2 separate regions of the Homo sapiens genome follow, and region 2 is linked to region 1. Evidence: read pairs that join two places in POLR2A ChIA-PET (ENCODE). Cell type or tissue: PC-3. All regions are shown on one strand. Links, peaks and the distances in the headings refer to the core of each region. The heading gives the core; the rest is flanking DNA.

Region 1 (11,670 bases), core at 3,614-6,113:
TAGGATTTTTTTTTTTTTTTTTTTTTTTTTTGAGACAAGAGTCTCACTCTGTCGTCCAGGCTGGAGTGCAATAGCACGATCTAGGCTCACCGCAACCTCCGCCTCCAGGTTCAAGTGATTCTCCTGCGTCAGCCTCCCGAGTAGCTGGGATTACAGGTGTGTGCCACCACACCTGGCTAATTTTTGTATTTTTAGTAGAGACAGTTTTGCCTTGTTGGCCAGGCTGGTCTCAAACTCCTGACCTCAGGTGATGCGCCCACCTCAGCCTCCCAAAGTGCTGTGATTACAGGTGCGAACCACCGTGCCCAGCCAAGAATTCTTTGAAGAAAACAAGTTTGGAAGGGAACATGGAGAAAATGGAACAAATGTAATGCATTGAGGTGGTAAACTGGCTAATCTGAAATGTTTTCCTTTTTTTATTTGAGACAGGGTCTCTCTCTGTTGCCCAGGCTGGAGTGCAGTGGTGCAATCTCAGTTCACTACAACCTCTGCCTCCTGGGCTGAAACAATCCTCCTGCTGGCATGTTCCACCACCATGCCTGGCTAATTTTTTAAGTTTTTTTTTTTTTTTTTGTAGAGACAAGGTCTCACTATATTGCCCAGGCTAGTCTCTAACTCCTGGGCTCAAGCAATCCTCCTGCCTTGGCCTCCCAAAGTGCTAGGATTATAGGCATGAGCCACCACACCTGGCCACAAATGCATTCTTAAGACAACTGATGCTGTGAAAGACTCTACCTCTCTTCCCAAAGAGAGGGACCACATGGCCCCACCAATGAGGGACGCTGCCTCTTTGGGGATTTCTCTCTGCCCTCTTCAAAGTACTGTCTCACTAGGAAAATAATAGCAAAGAATGAGACAACTAGTTCCTGCCAAGCTAGACAGACAGTGTTGTAGACAAGACATTGCCTGAGACCCCACAGAATGACTGCCTCCTGGTGGTCCAGCTCCTAGAGATACAATGAAATAAACTTTATACCCAGTAAGGATAATTCTTAAAGGCTGTGATCTCAGAGCAGAACCTTCAAAGACATTCCATAGTCATCTGACCTCCAGCAGGTAAAGCTTTGTCCATGGGTGCTAAGCTCAGGAGGCCAGACCAACCAAGTGCTGCCCTGCTAACCACTGCCTCCACTTCTGTCTTTGGGGTTCATGCTGGCTACTAGCACTAATAAGAGATGACCAATGATCAAGAGGGAAAGGAAAGGTTGTTGACATGAAGAGTCCAAAAATCAGCCCAAAAGCTGAGAATCCTCATCTGAAATTTAGGAGGGAAAACAAACTTTTGGAGAGAAAAAGTAATCATAAATAAGCATCTTTTGTTAAAACTTCCAGGAATTTTTCTGAGGGTCTACAGAGACATCCTACTCAATTGGTCTGTTCTTTCTCCATTGACAGAATTCTACAAATGTTTAGAATGTTAACTTTGAGGTACTGTTTGAGTATACATTATCAAGGATTCAATAATATTTGTAAGGCTGTACTTACAATAGAAAGGTAGACAAATCCATTTTAGACAGTTAACTGGCCAGGCACAGTGGTTTATGCCTGTTATCCCAGCACTTTGGGAGGCCTAGGTGGGTGAATCAGTTGAGGCCAGGAGTTCAAGACCAGCCTAGCCAACATGGCGAAACCCCATCTCTGCTAAAAATACAAGACTTAGTCGGGTATGATGGCATGTGCTTGTAATCCCAGCTACTGGGGAGGCTGAGGCAGGAGAATTGCTTGAGCCCAGGAGGTGGAGGTTGCAGTCAGCCGAGATCAGGCCACTGAACTCCAGCCTGGGCAACAGAGAAAGACTGTTTAAAAAAAAAAAAAAAATAGATATTAACTGAACCACAGACCTAGAAACCCATTACCCATTGATGGTACCTGACTCAGTGTGTGGAGTTCAGCAGGACACATCAGTCTCTAAAGTCCAAGCATTCTCTGACCTCATGACAGATAAGGCCAAGCCCTGAGCCTGGCACAGGTCAGATGCACCCTATCCTCCAGGGTGGAGCCTTTGCCAACAGACTTGCCAAGTGGATTCCAGAGTCTTCTAAGCTAGCTATATTCTTAGAACACCTGCCCCACCAGCTCAGAAAACTGAAACCAGATTTCTAAGCAGCAGCAAAAAACCTCAGGTTAAGAAAAAAGGTTTTGCCCTCTGTGGCTAGAGTGAGAAAAACGAATAACATTGATAGGATACAACTACTCCTAGAAACACATGCACGTGTGTTACTAATCAGCATGATATACAGATAAGCAAAGACTGCTCTCTTCTTCCAGAGGAGAAAGCAAGGGTCTTTGGGAGCCAGAGTTTGTCCCTAGTGGGTAACTGAGCCACAACTGCTGACAGCATCTTGGTGGTTCCCCGGGTCCCCAGGCAGATGGGCCAGCCCCACCCCTGAATCAGTCAGTCACCTTCCCACAGGAAGCTGTCAGCACTTACCATCTAGGGCATATGACTTCTTCTCGCTCACCTCCTCAGTGAGCTCACACATGTCACTGTAGGCTCGGGCCAGGCGCCAGAGAAAGTCCTGCCGGCTTCCATACTGCAGACCAGACAGAAACGGGTGAGGCCCCTTTTTCCTCAACTGTGGAGAATGGGGGCCTTGGCCTTCCCCCACACCCTAGGTTTGAATTTCCAAGCTAGTATGTTACAGTCATCAATATCAGGCCAGCTCCTACACGCAGCCTTCCCCCCAGTCATCCCTTCCCACGTGCAGTTAATGTATGACACATTCTCTGTCTAGCCAGTAGCTTGCACAATTACGGGGTGAGGGCATTCTGACCTCCTAGAACTGCTGGGAGGAAAGGTCAACTCCAAGATGTCATAAGGCACGAGAGGTCTTTTGCTGACACATGAAGAAAGTGTGAAAGGAAAAGGGAAACTTCTAACTTCTGGGGGGGGGGCATTTATACCTGGGTGGGCATATATTCTGTCAGTGAACCTGACAAGAGAATTATGGTTGAGTGACCTACACAGTTGTCGCTTGTAATGGGGCTGGCAGCTTGGACTCTGCCTCAAGGGAAATGAGGAGAAAAAAAAAATACAGTTCTTTCCACATTTCCCCCTAGAGGTGAGAGGTAGAGCTCTTTCTGCAGTAGCTCTACAGAAAGCAGAGAACTACACTCCCCCTCCCAAGAGGGGAGGCAGCTCTGGGGCAAGCAGTACACTGGCCCTAGGATCCACGCTGGGCCTCCTTGGAAGAGGATATGTGACCTGGGGGACAGATGCAAAACCAGCTGTCTCACCATTTCTCGTCCCATGTCACCTTGTAGGGGCAGTAACCACACGGGCCTTCATTCCCCAGGGGTCAGGAACAGAGAGATGGAGGGAGGGAGGGAAGGAGAAGGAGACAGGCAGCTGGAGCCTCACCACCAGCTTGTTGTTGAGCAGCAGCTGGAAGCCCTCCCGCTTGCCTTGCTCATCACCCCTGTGCAGCTCGTCGGCCTGCTGCAGGAGGGGCAGCACATCCTCCAAGCCTGAGGAACCTCCAGCCTCCAGGGCACTGGAGGCACCTGAAGCTGCCTCTTCCTCCAAGTCAAGAGAATCCTTTCTCCCCATCTTCACAGTCTCACAGCTCACTTCATCTTCCCCGTCCTCACTTTCTTTGTCAGAGTCCCGCTCATTGTCAGACTCCGCATTGGCTGTTGTGTAACTGGCAGAGAAATGTAAGGGACAACAAGAGGATTATTCAGCTCAGAGCCCCTAGGGTCTGTCTATCCCTCACCCCCAAAGAAGCACTCTACATGGCATTGTCCAAAGCACCAAATCACAATCATTCATACCTCTTAAGGGCAGACTTTTTTTCTTTTTTTTTTTTTTTTTTGAGACAGGGTCCCGCTCTGTCACCCAGACTGGAGTGCAGTGGTTCGATCTTGGCTCACTCAAACCTCCACCTCCTGGGGTCAAGCAATTCTCCCACCTAATTTTTTTGTATTTTTAGTAGAGACGGGGTTTTGCCATGTTGCCCAGACTGGTCTCAAACCCCTGGCCTCAAGTGATCCGCCCACCTCGGCCTCCCAAAGTGCTGGGATTACAGGCATGAGCCACCATGCCCAGCAGAAATCATTATTTGAGAGAAAGTTTCCTATGGGAACTAAGGGCTGGGAAAATGATCCAGGAAGGAAAGAGCAGACAACCAGCTGAGGCCCTGTGACAGTTAAGGCAAATGTGAGAAGTCCCTGCTCGTTTTTGCCTTATCAGTCAGAGACACTTGCCACAACCAACATGGGTGGGTGCAGCCTCAGGCCATGGGCAGCCACACACACATCCACAAACTCGCAACCTCTGGCCCAAGTCAACAACCAAACCTAAACCGCAACAGGAGTAGCCCATAGTAACCTTGAGAACTTAAGGGTGTGAGGAGAGGTGATAGGAACCACTTTGCAGCCAGAAGCAAGAAGGGGAAGACAATGCAAACTACCCCCTGAAAAGGTGTTTGGGGGGCTGCCATATGCCAGGTGGCTCCTAAGGAGCCCCAACCCTGATGCACCCACTAAAGAGGAAGCTGAGTTTCTCTTGGATCTCAGCCACCAGCAGCTGATTAGGGTGTTTTCCCTAAATGCCTAAAATAGATAAGGACTGAGCAGGGGAAAAGGTAGGACTTCTGGGGGTCAGAAGCAAACACAAGGCTGGGGGCGGTGGCTCACGCCTGTAATCCCAGCACTTTGGGAGGCCGAGGCGGGCGGATCAGGAGGTCAGGAGATCAAGACCATCCTGGCTAACACGGTGAAACCCTGTCTCTACTAAAAAATACAAAAAATTAGCCAGGCATGGTGGCAGGTGCCTGTAGTCCCAGCTACTCGGGAGGCTGAGGCAGAAGAATGGGCGTGAACCCGGGAGGCAGAGCTTGCAGTGAGCGGAGATCACACCACTGCACTCCACCCTGGGCGACAGAGCAAGACTCCGTCTCAAAAAAAAAAAAAAAAAAGAATAGGCTCCCTGTGGCTGGAGCAAAACAGGACTGAAGGAGAGATGACACACCACCTACAAATAAAGTCAACAACTGACAGCCTAATGTCAGGGCAGAAGTGCTGTCCTGCCCAGAAAACCAGAAACCACAAGGTGGCAGGCTCTGAAGGCTCTGGAAGTGAGCAGCCAGACCTGGTACCCAGTCCGTGCTGACTGCATCCTTACAGAGGAGCTTCAGCCTCATCTAAAAAAGAGGCCCCAGACACATCTACTACAAGAACTTGTAAGGTATTTAAAACCTTTCCTAACTGCACCTTTGTTTTTTAAGAGGTTATCCAAGTAGATTTCCCCTTTAGTTATTAGAAAAAAAAAAAAACACCTTTAGAAATCAAAGGGACAAGGATAAGTGTCATTAGATTTCGTAACCAACCTGGGTACTGATGAGGGAGACCACCCACAGGCAACCTAGAGAATGAAACTCCCAACTGCACCTGCCAGATTGAGAAAAATCAAACCAGAGTCTCCTCTGCCCAGCCAGGCCCAAATGCAAAATGGGTAGATGGTTTATCTGGAACGGGAAGCTGGAATTGCATCATCTCCCTTTGCTAGAAGGAGGGGGAGACCCTATTTCTTGCTGAGTTGAGGGCTGCCTCAGCCAATCAGGAGTCCAAAGAGGAGTCTCTCTGCCTCCAGCACTCCCAGGGAGGGACCTAGCCCTGCTGGAGCCCAGGCATCAGCACAGAATCCCCTGGGACCTGAGCTGCGATGCTGCCATCCCTCTGGATCCTAAAGGCCCAGCTCACAAAGCCAAGAAGAGAGGTCAGGGAGCCTTGCTGCCACAAACAGAGTGAAAGATGGTAGAGCCCTGTGAGGCAGGGAGGCTCCAGGGAAGCTGGCATAGAAAGTAGACTTTAATTGCATCTCAGCCCCACTTTAAGGAACCCTCAACAATCTGAAACCCTACTGCCTGAGGCAGCTTCTGGGGCCTCAGAAGAGATTAATCACATGCCAAGGGCTACCACATTTACACCATTCTCTCTCACTTTCCACCTCCCAGACTAACCCAGCCAGCCTTTGGAGAAATCTACCAGAGAGGAGTGACCCTTTTAACATACCCTGAGGCTTTTGAGATCTGCCAGAGACGAGCAGGGACCTTTGAAAAGGCCCTTTGGTCCTGTGCACTCCGGAGGACAGGAGTTCCCACAGTGGGCCAGAGACCCAAGGCTCCCTCTGAGCAGAGACTGCCACTCTACTCTTAAGCAGTAATGAAGGACTCAGTTACACACATCTCTCCTCCTGGCAATTAAGTTTCTCTTAACCTAAACCATGTTAGAGACTGAGTATGAGGCCTTCAAAGATAACCAGGCACATGGACCCTGACCTTGAGATAAGACCCAACTTAATGAGGTCATAAATGCCCAAGAAGGAGTCTTCACGATGAGGCTGCAGGCAATTTCTCTTGGCTGAGATGCCTGGGAAGGCTTGCTGGAGGAGCTGGTATTTTAGGGCAAGTTGGGTTCTGACAGAGGGAACTCAAGCTGTGTTTGGTACAATGCCCGGGGAACAAGCTCACAGAGCTGCACAGTGATTCTGCCTCTGCCACCCTCAATCTCCTGAGACCTCAAAGTTGTTATTTGGAAGAAGGAAGGAATACAGCTTTCAGTGAAATCAAGCAGCCCATCAAATCTCAGCCCTTCATCCCTCAAAGCAGCTCTCCTTGCCCCAAGACACACATGTTCAAAGCCATTTCAGAGTTTGTAGACTCCTAGAGCTCCCCCCTTGACCTACATGGCAATGACCATGGCACAAAGAATCATTCACCACGGCCACTGCCCTAGAGAACAGCCGGCTCAACCACACAGTGTTGCACCACCACCTGCTCTCATGCCACGGGACTGGGCATGGGACACAGCCTGAAGGCGCTATAATTAAGAAATCCACTCTTCCCCTTGCCCCATCACAGGTGTCTGGCAGCCCTGGCCTGCTCCTTGTGGCCTTGGGAGTCCCAGTGAGCACCCCTAGCAGTGAAGGACCCCCAGGTGTCCCTGGTTAACTGCTCTGGCTCCCACTGACCCCAGAAGTTTGTACTTCTTTATTTTTTTGGGATGGAGTCTTTCTCTGTCACCCAGGCTGGAGTGCAGTGGTGCAATCTCGGCTCACAGCAAACTCCACCCCCTGGGTTCAAGTGATTCTCCTGCCTCAGCCTCCGGAATAGCTGGGATTACAGGCATGCACCACCACGCCCAGCTAATTTTTCTATTTTTAGTAGAGACAGGGTTTCACCATGTTGGCCGGGCTGGTCTCGAACTCCTGACCTCAAGTGATCTGCCCACCTCAGCCTCCCAAAGTGCTGGGATTATAGGCATGAGCCTCCACACCCCAGCCTCAGTAATTTTTTTTTTTTTTGAGACAGAGTACTGCTCTATCACCGAGGCTGGAGTGCAGTGGTGCCATCTTGGCACACTACAGCCTCCACCTCCTGGGTTCAAGTGATTCTTCTGCCTCCGCCTCCTAGGTAGCTGGGATTACCGGTGCCTGCCAACATGCCTGGCTAATTTTTGTATTTTTAGTAGAGACGAGGTTTCACCATGTTGGCCATCTGGTCTTGAACTCCTGATCTCAGGTGATCTACCTGCCTTGGCCTCCCAACGTGCTGGGATTACAGGCCTGAGCCACCGCGCCTGGCCTAGTACAACTTCTTTAAATCATCACAAAGAGGACCAGGTGCGGTGGTTCATACCTGTAATCTCAGCACTTGGAGGCTGATGTGGGAGAACTGCTTGAGGCCAAGAGTTCAAGAACAGGCTGGGCAACACAGTGAGACCCCATCTGTACAAAAAAAATAAATAGAATTGGCTGGGCATGGTGGCACATGCCTGTAGTCCCAGCTATTCAGAAGGCTGAGGCAGGAGCACCACTTGAGCCCAAGAGGTTGAGGCTGCTGTGCTGTGATGGCACCATGGAACTCCAGCCTGGGCAACAGAGTGAGACCCTGTCTCAAAACAAAACAAAACAAAAACAAAAACAGTTGTGAAGGGCCTCAAGCTTTCTTTGATTTTGGGCAGAGCTGTGACCTCTCCTTCTGTTCAACCTCCTTACAGAGTTCAAACATCAATTCCCCACCCAAGTGGCCTGCTTCCTTGGGTTGCAGAGATGTTCTTTACATCTCAGTGCCCACTATCAACTACTTCCTCGGTCTCTCTCTTCAATTCAGATGTATCAAATATTAATTTCATTTTTGCCCCCTCTTTAACACAACTTCTGGAAGCATCTCTTGGCCCAGAGCCATTTAGGTAAATTGAATAGAAAAGGGCCACCTCTGTTTGCCCTTGAGAATGCAGATAACAGGGATCTGACAACCCAGGCAACAGCAGTCCCCCATGGAAGAGCAGAGAGCTCTTCACCACCACTCCACAGGTTTCTGGAGACCCCGGAGCACTCATCAAATCCAGCGTTGGTGATAATGACATTTCAGTCAACCACGGACTGCGCATATCAGTGGGTGCATACGATTATAATGGAGCTGAAAAATTCCTATCACCTAGTATTTACATTGTATTTTATTTTTCTGAGGCAGGGTCTCACTCTGTCACCCAGGCTGGAGTGCAGTGGCACAATTATGGCTCACTGCATCCTCAAACTCCCGGCCTCCCAAGTAGCTGGGACTACCGACCCATGCCACCATGCCCAGCTCGTTTTTTTTTTTTTTTTTTTTTTTCTTTGAGATGGAGTCTCACTCTGTCTCACAGGCTGGAGTGCAGTGGCGCAATCTCGGCTCACTGAAACCTCTGCCTCCTGGGTTCCAGCAATTCTCCTGCCTCAGCCTCCCGATTAGCTGGGATTACAGGCATGCACCACCACACCTGGCTAATTTTTGTATTTTTAGTAGAGACAGGGTTTCGACATGTTGGCCAGACTGGTCTCAAACTCCTGAACTCAGGTGATCCGCCCACCTTGGCCTCCCCCAGGTAGTTATTTTATGTAGAGACGTGGTCTTGCTGCCTTGTCCAGGATGGTCTCAAGCTCCTGAACTCAAGCAATCCTCCTGTCTCGGCCTCCCAAAGTGCTGGGATTACCCATGAGCCACCACCACACCTGGACTGATTTTAACTTCTAGTTTCCATGTACCTGCTTATAGCTAATTCCTCTGATCCAGCATAAAACTTGGCTGTTCTCTACACCAGTCTTTCCCTTAAGAAGAATAAAGGCTGGACAAGGAGAAATCGGCCTCTAGGCCTCACACAGGCTACCTGAATAACTGGAGCTAGCAGCAGATAAGGTCAGATGGGTCAGATGCTGCTACTGACATCACACTCTATCCTTGGGACCAGAGTTTCAAAGTGGTGCTAGTGGTTTAAACTCAAAACACCCTTAGCATGACCAGACTTGGAGGAGGCTGTCCACCAGACTCCTGCCAGCTGCCCCGCCTCACAGAAAGGCCTATCGTCAGCCCTCCTGGGCCACTGAGAACTCAGGACATCCACCTCCCACCTGTAAAAATGCAAAGGATCACAGGCAAGGCTCCCCTGTGGGAAGAGGGTGACTCCCAGGGAGGAGCATGCTTCGTGCTTAGACATCTCCGTATACCAGCTCAGCCACCCAAGGAAAGGAACAAAGTCAAACAATGCTTATCAAGTCCTTGTGATAACACAGAAAAATGCCCAAATAATATATCATAACTATGTAATAAACTAAGATAACAGATGCAAGCAATAACTGCTATTAACATCTACATTTGTCTGAATGACATAAATTGGATGGGTTTTTTGTTTCAACTCTTCTGTATTTATTATACTCTTACCTGTTCCAAAAATCATTTGCAGCAGCTTGGTTTGAATTTTCCATTGATAATACTTTTACAAAACACAACCTGGCTGTAGCCATAACTGCCTCCAAGAGAGACAACTCACCCCCCTTCACTCTCAGCATCTGTGAACGTGGCTCCCGAGGAGGCCGTGAAGTAGACAGAGCTGGAGCCAGTGGAGTCACTCCTCTCCCGGACAAACGGAAACCTTCGCCGCCGAGCCACTCTCTGGTTCTCTTCCATGTGGCATCTGGAAAGCAGGCCCCATCCCGAAGGGTACCATTAGGTCCCATCCAGCTTGTCTTTCTGCTCACCATGGGGTGCCTCTTACTACTGCTCCTCATTAAAGGGCTAAAAGCAGAGAAAATCCTAAGTCTCTAACCCTCAGGAGGGCAAGCAGGGCAGCTTCCTGGGCCCAGCCCGCACAGACAGACTAGGTTAGGCAAACAGAGCGCTTCAGCTGCTACAACAGATCAACCATGAGAGTCCAGAAGCAGCAAGGAGCATGTGCAAGGCGAGGTACCAAATGTACAGCTTCAACCCAGATTAGGCTAGAAGCTATAGAACTGGTTTATTCTTTAGAGACAGACAGCGAAGGCCAGAACACACCCCAGCTGAAAAGCTGCAGGGGAGGGATAAAGCAGGAGAAGAAGCCGCATTACTCACCGGACCTCCCCAACAATCTCCCCCGCAAGCCCTCGCAGGCTGCTTCTCAGCTCCTCCACCTCCCGCCGCAGCGCCACAAGGCTGGTCAGCACAAAGTCCAGGCGGTCCAGCACCTTCTCCTGTCCTTCCCGTGGAAGGCTGGGCAGCACTGAGGCATCTCCAGCCCCACCTGGGACAGCCCGCAGGAGCATCACTGAAGGGGGAAACGAATGGGAGCCAGTGACACACAGGAATATGGTGGGGAAGAGATCTCACACCCAGAATTCAAGAATACCTGCTTTCCATTGGAAGAGAAGGCCCAGTGACGCTCAGATAGCACACGTTCACAGCCAGGTCATGGTAACAAGTCTCAAGAAACTACCCAGGGATCTCTAAACGAGAGCCCTCTGCTCCAAGAACCTTCCATACCAGGGCCCTTCAGGAATGCTGCACACCACGATAGATAATGTAACATGCTTGCCCAAGTGTGGAACCTGAAGGAGGACAGCTGTCCTGCTAGAGTTAAAAAAAAACAAAAACCTTCACCTCACCATATAGTGCCCAATACCAAGGAGTCAATACCAACCACATAGCAAAACTAAAACTAAAACTGAGCTCCCTCAAATTCTGATCTCTCACTTCACAAATAATAGTAGGGAAAACTTGGAGTTTCTCCCAGAACTTCATTTAGTATATCAGAGAAGGACTAGGAGAAAGGGGGCAGTTATTAAGAGAAAAGGTACACCAGAAAAAGCCCATCCAAACTGCCTCAGAAAGACACCGTCACTAAGCCCTGCTGACCCAACCCTAGATCTCAGAGTAAATTCCAGCAGTGAAATGCTAGCAAAGTGACAGCCACCTATGGTAACTGAACTGGAAAATGCAAAAACAAAAAAGAAACCAGAGAGGCAGGACCCTACAATACGGCAAGCATAAATCCCTTCTTAAAGGAAATCTGGTAAAAAACTAGGCCAGGCCACAACATACATCCAATAATGCTCAAGAATGTAGTGCAAGAAAGATCCCTGGCAATGTGGCCACTTTCTTCTAATCTCAGAAGAAACACTACTGCGAAGCAATTACAAACAAAATACAAGGGAAGGAAGCACACTCCAATACTAGATTACCACAAGATTATAAAATGCTGACAATCATTTGCAATCTAAGCTGATAGCTCTTTGAAGACTCCAAAACTAACTTTTCCAAACCATCTAACATTGGCAATCAGAGAAAACACTCATTTCCAATTAGCATGGGAGTGAGATAATGTAAACGCTCCTCTTGGCCAGGTGTGGTGGCTCACGCCTGTAATCCCAGCACT
Region 2 (5,572 bases), core at 1,385-3,884, 270 kb before region 1:
GCCTCAACTTCCCAGGCTCAAGGAGTCCTCCCACCTCAGCCTCCTGAGTGGCTGGGACTACAGGTGTGCACCACTATGCCCAGCTAATGTTTTCTATTTTTTGTAGAGACAGGGTGTTGCCCAGGCTGGAAGGATCTTTCTTTTTGAACAAGCCCCTGCCTGGCTCTAAAGAGAGGAAGGCATTTTTTCTCTTCCTAAAGAGAAAGACTAATAATGAACAGTAACTACTGTGAACTGAGAGTACCCGTGCTGGTGCTTTACATGCCTCATCCTCTCCATTCTTACAACCCAGCAAGGTAAGTAACATTATTTCCATTTTCTAGATGAGGAAATTGAGCCTAAGTGACTTGCCCAAAGAGATGGCAGGGTTGGGATTAAAAGTCAGCTCCAACTAAGGTTTTTCTTTTTCTATTTTTCTTTCTAACTTTTAGGTTCAGGGGATACACGTGCAGGTTTGTTCCATGGGTAAATTGTGTATTGCAGGGGTTTGGCATGCAAATTATTTCACTGCCCAGGTAATAAGCATAGTACTCACTGGGTAGTTTTTGCATCCTCACTCTCCTCCCACCTTTCACCCTCAAGTGGTCCCAGTGTCCATTGTTTTCTTCTTTGCGGCCATGTATACTCACTGTTTAGCTTCCACTTATAGGTGAGACAATGAAGTATTTGGTTTTCTGTTGCTGGTGTTAATTTGCTTAGGATAATGGCCTCTAGCTCTATCCATGTTGCTGCAAAGGACATGATTTTGCTCTTTTTTATGGCTGTGTAGTTTTCTATGGTGTATATGTACCACATTTTCTTTACCGAGTCCACTGTTGTCCATTTAAGGTTTGTTCCCCTCAAAATGAATATGCATTATAAACTACCCAGCTTATTGGCTTTGTGATGTGCCTCATGTTCCTCTTCTCTGATTCATGTCCCCTTCTCCAGTCCTCCTTCTGAACACTGCACAAATGATTCTGTTCACAACTCTCTCCAGCTATTATAAAATCCCCTAGGTTTGCCTACCTGAAGATCAACTTTCCAGTACTGTTGGACCCAGACCATGAATGTACTGGACTATCAGTTCAGATCCTCTGAGAAGTGGATACAAAGACAGAATTAGATGTGCAAGAGATTTATTGGGGAAAACACCTGTGGAGGATAAAGGAGAAGGGAGGAGCAGGAGGCAGAAACAGCCTACACTTGTGAAAGGAGAGAAGGAAGGAAGCATTGGGTAGGAAGAGTCTCAGATTACAGTGCAGCTCGAGAAAGTCTCTGAAAGGCCAGTGGAGAATCGCAGGCAAACATTGCCTATTAGAGGGGCTCTCTGTGGGCAGAAATGTTGCAGCGTTAGCACCCCAGGCATGTTCAGGCGTTGGGTAGAAGCAGCCAGGGGAAACCTGAATATTGAGCCAGACAGAAAGGTGTGGCAGCTGGAGGCTCTCAGCCAGCTGCACTTCTCCCAGCAAGTTCTCTTGAAGAACAAGCTGAGCAGTGCACCTCTGCGCAGACCTGGCATGTCTGCTGTGACTTATAGGTGTTGGCCCCCAGGGGTTTTGTTGACACAGTGACCTTTCAAACAACCAGAAAACAGCTGTGGGCCTAGCAAGAGCTCTAGGTGTCCTGGGGGTACTGAATTAAACTCTCCCCCATGGCCATCTCCTGGCTTTATAGCTGGACCACTGCCTCTGCCCTCCTTCTTTTTTTTTTTTTTTTTTTTTTTTTTTTTGAGACTGTCTTGCTCTGTCACCCAGGGTGGAGTGCAGTGGCATGATCTCGGCTCACTACAATCTCCGCCTCCTAGGTTCCAGCATTTCTTGTGCCTCAGCCTCCCCAGTAGCTGGGACTACAGGTTTGTGCCACCATGCTCGGCTAATTTTTGTATTTTTAGTAGAGATGGGGTTTTGCCATGTTGGCCAGGCTGGTCTTGAACTCCTAACCTCAAGTGATCCACCCACCTTGGCCTCCCAAAGTGCTGGTATTACAGATGTGAGCCACCGCACCCAGCCTCTGCCCTTCATTTGAGCATGGAAGACATGCGCCATCACTGTGCCGAAATGCTCATGCTATAATTTTCAGGACATTTTCTCTGCAATTTACCCAACTTGCTGTAGGTTTTGATTATGTGTGGTTTGTGTCTTTGTCGATAGTTGGTGGATATTGATGCTCACCTTTGTCTACTTTCCTCTCTCATAGGCTCATATCCTTAGCTGGGGTGGAGGGAGCAGACTCACCCAGAGGCTGAATCTAGATGCTAGTGTCACGGAGCTTTCCGGGATATCATCCAGTCTTCCTCTCAATGTGGTTATCTGGCTGGACTTAAACTCCAGGGGCAGCCTGAGAGGGAAGGGAAATTCCCTCAAAGAGAGTGTCCAGGGACCTGCATGCATATGAATGCCAGATTTTCTGTAGCATCCTTCTACTGAGCTCTTCAGCTCATCACTGCCTGATCCTTGCTTCAACAGAGGATTCATCTACAGAGGAGAACTCATAGAGGCACAGGGAATCACAGGATCAGCCCTGATCTGTCATTGTGAGGGGGCAAGGAGGACCAAGTTCAGGCAAGGTCATTTACTGCCCCCTGAACCCTCTAGCAGGAAAGCTGTGCCAGCCTCAGCCTTGGGGTAGGGCATTAGGGAACAGAGAGATATGAGGAGCTTCAAGGGTTCAGGAAGGAGGAGCCTGTGGTGCCATTCCTGCCAGTGGCCCAGCAGTGTCCCCAGACTTGGCTGGGCTGCTGGCTCACTGCTGGGTTGCAGATGAAGAAAAGCAGATATTCAGCCTCACAGCAGCCCAAGGAGCAGGAGCCCACAAAACATCACCTGATTATGTTTCTGTTCTCAGTGCTGGAGAGACAGAGCTGCCTCTGTGACTCCCGCCAGAGCCCAGGGGCAGCAGAGTCCTCAGAATCCAAGCACCATCATGGCCAGAGGGGCCACCAGAGCAGAGAAGTCCACGGGAGGTGGAGATCAGGCTGGGCTCTTTTTTATTTATTTATTTTTTTTTTTGAGACAGAGTCTCGCTCTGTTGCCCAGGTTGGGAGTGCAGTGGCACGATCTCAGCTCACTGCAAGCTCCACCTCCTGGGTTCAGGCCACTATTCTCCTGCTTCAGCCTCCCGAGTAGCTGGGACTACAGGCGCCCGCCACCACGCCCGGCTAATTTTTTGAATTTTTAGTAGAGATGGGGTTTCACTGTGTTAGCCAGGATGGTCTCAATCTCCTGACCTCATGATCCACCCACCTCAGCCTCCCAAAGTGCTGGGATTACAGGCATGAGCTACTGCGCCCAGCCAATATATTCTTTCTTAAATCTGTGGCCAGGCCTATAATTGTTATAATGAAAATTAGAAAACCTACAAAATGTCACAGGATTAAACTTTAAAGTCTGTCTCAAAGGACTCACAAAGTAGTGATTCACTTTGACCCCCTCAAAGATCAAATATCAAGCAATTTACCAGTTAGTGTTTTTAAATGGTGTGTAGCCCTTATTGGACTTTAAGTTCCATTCAAGATGGCATTGTCATTCCCAGAACTGCAGACTCCTCTCTGTCCTGCTCCCCAACTAATCTTTTGAACATCCCAGCTGCTCACATTGTCCCTCCACAACACAATAGCTTTTCCAATTGTTCTGGTGACCTCACTGTATGTTTCCGTGCTACTCAACAGCCTGTGGAATGGCGGCCAGCCTTGGACAGTGCTCTAGCCCCATGGCTGTGCTCTTCTTTGGGGGCAGCTTCCTCTTGGCATTGCCTCCTCCCTGCCCTCAGGAGACACTCTCTTCTCTGCCATCTTCCTCTGTGGTGTCGTGTCCTTACTCAAAAATACAAGTCCGTGTATCACCACACCTGACTCCTTGATATCGGGTGGTTTCTCTTCTGTCATTCCAGCTCTTGAAGTGTCTAGAAAGCTCAGTTTTACATTCCTTTTCTAGAAGAAACCTGGAAAATAAGTCTTCCAGGACCTGGCTGGAGGATACAGCTTGAGGAACATCACCCAGAGCAGCATTAAAGGATGTTTCTTTTTTTTTTTTCCCAAATCAATAGGTCTTTTATTGCATCATTTAAATATCACAAGTAGGTTTTAGGAGTCATCTGACATCTTGCTTCTGTAGCTGGACAACTCTTAGATCTTAGTCATCAGCCTGCTGAACAGTTCATTTTTCAGAGACATATATGCCATCCAAAAATTTCCTGATATCCTTGTTTTTAACTGTTGTGGCTTGCTGAATTTGAAACAAGCTCAATGTCATTTCCTTCAAGGATTAATCCATCTTTCTGGGCTTGAGATACTGAACAAGCAACACCTGGTCTCATCTGAACCCTGCGGATGTATTTTTCACCCAAGAAATTTCGGATTTCAACAAGAGAACCATTCTCCTGGATAATGATGTTGATGGGGAAGTGAACATACACAGACCTCATCTTGTAACAGAAGCCCAGTGTCACACCCTTGATCATGTTCTGTACGTGACTACAAATAGTCCAAATGGTAACCAGTTCCTTTCTGTTACTGCACCATTTGTCAACCAGGAGCCTCTTTTTTTTTTCTTTCCAAGAAGATTGAGTTCTACATTGATGTGATTGAAGTTCCTCCACAGGGTTCCTCTGGGGCCTTTCACGATAACTGTGTGTCCTTTCAGAGTAATGTCGACATTTTCTGGAATGTCGATAGTCTGATTGCTGAAAATGGTCTTCATTCACACAGTAGATGCGGCAAAGAAAGAAAGGATGTTTCTAGACCATAGTTTTGTTTTTGTTTTAATTGTGATAAAAAACATGTAACATCAATTTACCCTCTTAACAATTTTAAAATGTACAGCACAGTATTAACTACACACACACACTGCTGTACAGTAAAGCTCCATAACCTTTTCATTTTGCATGACTGAAACTCTATTCCCATTGAACAATTCCCCATCTCCCCTCCCTCCCCACCATCCCCTGGCAACTACCACTCTGCTTTCTGTTTCTATGATTACTTTAGATACCTCATATAAGTGGAATCATACAGTATTTGTCCTTTTTGACTGGCTTATTTTGCTTAGCATAATGTCCTTAAGGTTCATCCATGTTGTAATATGTACCTGAATTTCCTTCTTTCTAAGGCTGAATAATATTTCATTATTACACCACATTTTCTTTCTTTCATCCAACAATGGACATTAGGTTGTTTTCACATCTTGGTTATTGTGAATAATGTGGCAATGAATGTGGGCATGCAAATATTTCTTTGAGATCTTTATTTCAAGTCTTTTGGCTATATTCCCAGAAGTGGGATTATTGGATCATATGGTAGCTCTATTTTTAAGTTTTTGAGGAACCTCCATAGTGTTTTCCATAGTAGATGCACTATTTACAATCCTACCAACAGTGTGCAAGGTTTTCAATTTCTCTACATCCTCATCAATACTTGTTTGTGACGGGGTTTCCCTAGGTTGCCCAGGCTTGACTCACATTCCTGGGCTCAAGCCATCCTCCTGCCTCAGCCTCCTGAGTAGCTGGAACTACAGGCATGTGCCACGGTCCCTGACTAACACTGTTTTTCGGTTTTGTTTTGTTTTTTATAGTGGCCATCCTAATGGATGTGAGA

Evidence for each region. ChIA-PET counts read pairs that join two places held together with the same protein. Peaks named below come from ENCODE experiments on the same cell type or tissue, not always from the same donor. Only the 100,000 strongest peaks of a DNase experiment are listed, where the experiment ranks them.
Region 2: POLR2A ChIA-PET joins it to region 1 with 6 read pairs; 2 of 35 experiments call an interaction of 5 or more read pairs at or near these places.

Annotation. Positions count from the first base shown.
Region 1 is chr15:40,741,616-40,753,285 of GRCh38, forward strand. It overlaps RMDN3 (regulator of microtubule dynamics 3), which reads right to left. Exons shown (of 13, transcript NM_018145.3): 3 at 10,371-10,563; 4 at 9,811-9,954; 5 at 3,362-3,644; 6 at 2,432-2,534. Among named protein-coding and RNA genes, the nearest start is that of RMDN3, 7.8 kb to the right of the region's middle. RefSeq lists a silencer at 4,978-5,147. In PC-3, for the core only: a CTCF peak has its summit at 5,055 (motif pointing right); a DNase peak (open chromatin) is centred at 5,026; H3K27ac peaks cover 339 bases.
Region 2 is chr15:40,476,637-40,482,208 of GRCh38, forward strand. It overlaps the pseudogene RPL9P27. Among named protein-coding and RNA genes, the nearest start is that of CHST14, 8.4 kb to the left of the region's middle. In PC-3, for the core only: no CTCF peak of the experiment used is centred there; no DNase peak of the experiment used is centred there; H3K4me3 peaks cover 167 bases.